2 separate regions of the Homo sapiens genome follow, and region 1 is linked to region 2. A link is an interaction called in ENCODE POLR2A ChIA-PET data of the cell type or tissue named here. Cell type or tissue: A673. All regions are shown on one strand.

Region 1 (2,500 bases), 710 kb after region 2:
CAAGTATGCTGGGAAGGCAGTGCTAGTTGCTTCACCAGTCTTTCCCTTCTTCTTACTAACTGGACTCCCAATTTTCTTTCTTTCTTTTTTATTCTATTTTATTTATTTTATTTTTTTTGAGATGGAGTCTCACTCTGTCACCCAGGCTGGAGTGCAGTGGCGTGATCTTGGCTCACTGCAACCTCTGCCTCCCGAGTTCAAGCGATTCTCCTGCCTCAGCCTCCTGAGCAGCTGGGATTACAGGTGCATGCCACCATGTGTGGCTAATTTTTGTATTTTTAGTAGAGATGGGGTTTCACCATCTTAGCCAGGCTGGTCTTGAACTCCTGACCTCATGATCCACCTGCCTTGGCCTCCCAAAGTGCTGAGAGTACAGGCGTGAGCCACCGCACCCAGCCCTGGACTCCCAATTTTGTCCTGGGCAACAATGTGCTAAGCTAAAAACAGAAAAAGGAGAAGGGTTTATATTTCTTAAAGTTTTGCTTGGCCGGGCGCAGTGGCTCACACCTGTAATCCCAGCACTTTGGGAGGCCGAGGCGGGTGAATCATGAGGTCAGGAGTTCAAGAGCAGCCTGGCCAACACGGTGAAACCCCGTCTCTACTAAAAATACAAAAAATTTGCTGGGCATAATGGCAGGCGCCTGTAATCCCAGCTACTTGAGAGGCTGAGGCAGGAGAATCGCCTGAACCCAGGAAGCGGAGGTTGCAGTGAGCCAAGATCATGCCACTGCACTCCAGCCCTGGCGACAGCGTGAGATTCTGTCTCAAAAAAAAAAAAGTTTTTGTTGCGAAGAGTCCATGTCACTGTTTAGGTAATGAGAAAAAAAGCAGGATTTTTGGGGGAAGTTTTGCATTTCTGATACTTATACATGGAAAACACATTTATCTTCATCATTTCTTCCCTCATGGAAATAGATGTGAAGCTGGAGGCTGTGAGATGGCAAATATGAGGAGAAAAGCTGCTTGTCCAGGATGGTGAAGTGGAAAGCTAGTGCAGCTTGGTGTGTTGTTGATGTTGTGGAGCTGCTGCTCCAGCCCTGAGCCGCCTGCCTGCAGACTTCTTGTTATGTGAAGACTACAAACCCCCTTTGGGCTAAGTCACTAATGCAGAGTTCCTGTTTTGTGCAGCAGAACTTGTACATATATACATGGATAGAAGCTGGAAAGCTGCCAGTCACAGGAGCAGCCCTAAGAATTGGCTGCTCTGTCTCCACCAGCTATCAATTGCTACATGGTTTGTCTCTCATGGTGTCTATTTATTTTTCCTGAATATTTATTTATTTTTCTTACTCTAACGACTTGCTTCCTTATCTAATCTTTCTCTGTTCTCTAAGTCAAACTTTCTACTTACTAGTAATTTCTGCTCTCGTGATTTTAGTTAACCACAGTCCACCCTGGCCTTTCCAGCATATCTTTACATCATGATTTTTACCTTGCAGCACCCACACTAATTTTCTCATTCTTTGTTATTCCAAATTCTGGAGAGGAGTATGACAGTCCTGTTATGTTTAGGCCACAGGCCAATCTATTGATCGGTCACCCCTGGGTCTGGTGTTCACCTCTAATCCAAGCAGCTGTGGTTTGGGGGACGAATGATTTTAGGAATCCTATAAAAATCATGGCCCTCTAAGGGCCCTTCTCAGCAAAGACTCTGGACAGATCAAGGCTGGCAAGAAGGGACAGGACAAGCATCATAATGTAGCTCAGGTCTGCAACACTGTACCAATAGAAAGCATAGCCACCCCTGCAGACCAAAGCCAATTAAAGTCCCATTTTAAATTATGCACATTTCAGAAAACATAACCTAATAAACTATGACTGGGAAATTCCAGGACTCAAGTCTTAATCCCAGTTTTTCTATTAACACACTATGTGAAAGTTTGAAGATCTCTTTGTGCCTTACTTTCTTCATCTGTAAAAATAGGGAACTCATATCTATTACCTCTTGAGGTTGTAGAGAGGAACAATAAAATTGATTTGCAAAGTGTTTTATTGCCATAAAGTGCTATGCTGAAAACAGCCTGTGTTTAAATAGCCTGATTTGTTACAGTATGTAATAAAGAGTGCTATTTAAAGAATACATTCTCAATAAATGCATTCTTAATTTTCTTTCTGTTGTTACTTTTGTGACGTTCACTAAAATCCAGGAAGAATACTCTGAGATGTTAAAGTCTTTATTCACACTAAATTTTTCCCTACCCAAAAAATAAAATTCCAGTCCCATAGTCTTAGTTTACTCGTCCACAATTCATTCAACTAACATTTAAGTATAACAACTCAATCTCAAACTTTATGCTTAAATTTATGGAATCCAAAGTAATGAGTACAGCCAGTACTGACTTTTGAGTGTCACTTATGCTCACCTCTTCCCAGCTCCATCTTCAGTAATGTTGATAGCTCGAAATCAGCTATTTTCAGGGTATTTACACCACAGAAATGAGCAAATGTATAAATGGGGTCTTCAACTTTCTCCTTTCCAGAGGACTGGTTATTAAACATT
Region 2 (2,500 bases):
TATGACCCATTGACTTGGTAAAAGTTCCAAGGCAATTCAATGAGGAACAAATAGCTTTTTTTTTTTTTTTTTTTGAGACAGAGTCTCTCTCTGTTGCCCAGGCTGGAGTGCAGTGGCATGATCTCAGCTCACTGCAACCTCTACCTCCTGGGTTCAAGTGATTCTCCTGCCTCAGCCTCCTGAGTAGCTGGGATTACAGGTGCCTGCTACCATGCCCAGCTAATTTTTAGTAGAGATGGGGTTTTGCCATGTTGGCCAGGCTGTTTTCGAACTCCTGACCTCAGGTGACCTGCCCACCTTGGCCTCCCAAATTGCTGGGATTACAGGTGTGAGTCACCGCTCCCGGCAAGAATAGCCTTTTTAACAAATGGTGCTGGGGCAATTGGATAACCATATGCAAAAAAAAAAAAAAAAAAAAAAAAAACTTCAACGCTTACCTCACCATTTACAAAACTTCATGAATGACATGGATCACAGACTTTAATATAAGAGCCTGAATCATAATACTTCTAGAAGAAAACATGGATGAAAAATGTAGTGACCTTGGGCTTGGCAAAGATTTTTAAATATGATACACAAAAGCATAAGCTATAAATGAAAAGAACATCAATCAACTAGACTGGATTAAAATTAAAAACTTTTTCTTTTCAAAAGATACTGTTAAGAAAATTAAAAGGCAAGCCTCAGGCTGTTGGAAGATACTTGCAAAATATATATCTGACGAATGACTTCTATCTAGTTGTATATGGTTGTGGGGGTGAGGTCTGGGGAGAAGAGTGGGAGGTATGAGAGGGAGGAGTGACAAAAGGTCATAAGGAAACTTTTTTGGGTGATGGATATTTTCATTTTATTTTACTTTTTTTTTTTTAAAAAAAATGTAGGCTACCTTGGTAGTTTATGAAGGAAATCAATAGTATTAAAAATTGGATGTAAAAAATGGATACCATCAGAAACCCATGGATGAAGAGAATGGGAAGCTGCTCATTAAGATCAATTGAACAGGATGCCTCAGGGCATCACCAGGGCCCCAGCCCCTTCCAGTAGCTAAAAATGCAAAGAAAAAGATAGAAGAAGGAAGGAAGGAAGGAAGGAAGGAAGGAAGGAAGGAAGGAAGGAAGGAAAGGGAGGGAGGGAGGGAAGGAGGGGAGGGAAGGGAGGGAGGGAGGGAAAGAAGGAAGGAAGGAAGGAAGGATTATAATACTTAAATTATACTTACAAATTATTTTTCCTGAAATAAGAGATTTGAAACTATTTTGAAAGATCATGTAGTAACCGGAAAAACTGACCGAAAACGATGGACTCCAAGATATATCTTAATAAAATTATTTAAAATTTTAAAATACAGGGGATATTATAAACATACGCCAAAGATTATCCCCCCATATGCCAAGCTTTTCATTAACTTGACTAAAGGTTACAAGTATAGTACTAGGATCCTCTCCTGAATGGACACAGGCCCAGCTGCCTTTTAACCGAGAGAGGTTGGGTTCTATCTGTGAGGAGGCACTGAAAACATTACTGGGCTGATCAGTTCCCCTCAGCTGGCTTTCTAGATGACAAAAATTCTTTTTAATTCACATAGTCTACCAGTCTGTGGGACTTGAAAATAGCCAAGGGAATTCTGGGGAGATAAAAAACGGTCTTGTCTTGACACAGCTTATCAAAGAGCAAAACTCTGGGCTCTATTCAGAAAGTATAGTACTCTATAAATTTAGTTATCTAAGTAAAGTTGAGGAACGTGCCTATGAAGTACCATTTCAAGTGAAGACCAGCTATAACTTCGCATATATACTCATTAGTGAATATAGATTTTAAAAATAGGATGCCACATGGCATCTTTTCCTGACTTTATTAACAGTAGTGTTGGAAGTGCTCTTTTGTGAGTCCAGCCCTACATCACCAAGGACATACCTAGCAAGGAAGTGAGGGTAATATTTTTCTATTTAATGTTTCATAATTCTGGCCTTTTAAAATGTCTGACTTGAAGAAAATAAGTCAGTCATATTCAAGATTAATCTATACAACATGTTTGACGGTATTTTAAGTTTATATTTTTAAATTTAATTAATTGGCAAAAATTGTATATTGTATACATTTACAGTGTACAACATGATGTGCATATATATATATATATATATACACACACACACACACACACACACATTGTGGAATGGCTATGCAAGCTAATTAATGTGTGAATTACCTCACATATTTACCTTTTGTTTTGGTGAAAATACTTAAAATCTACTCTCTCAGTAATTTTCAAGTATACAATATATTGTTATTAACTATATTCACCACGATGTTCAATAGATCTCTTGAACTAATTCCTCCCACCTAACTGAAATTTTGTGCTCCTTGACCAACATCTCCCCAATTCTCCTACTCTCTAGCCTCTAGTAACCACGATTTTACTGTTCAACTTTTCTAGATTCCACATTATATGTTCATTATCTTAATTGTGGCATGGTTTCCAGGACAGAGGTCAAACTTATCAGAT

Evidence for each region. Peaks named below come from ENCODE experiments on the same cell type or tissue, not always from the same donor. Only the 100,000 strongest peaks of a DNase experiment are listed, where the experiment ranks them.
Region 1: POLR2A ChIA-PET joins it to region 2 with 5 read pairs; 2 of 35 experiments call an interaction of 5 or more read pairs at or near these places.

Annotation. Positions count from the first base shown.
Region 1 is chr4:109,379,886-109,382,385 of GRCh38, forward strand. No RefSeq gene overlaps it. Among named protein-coding and RNA genes, the nearest start is that of SEC24B, 53 kb to the right of the region's middle. In A673, no CTCF peak of the experiment used is centred here; no DNase peak of the experiment used is centred here.
Region 2 is chr4:108,673,560-108,676,059 of GRCh38, forward strand. No RefSeq gene overlaps it. Among named protein-coding and RNA genes, the nearest start is that of OSTC, 24 kb to the left of the region's middle. In A673, no CTCF peak of the experiment used is centred here; DNase peaks (open chromatin) are centred at 1,022 and 1,482; H3K27ac peaks cover 2,072 bases.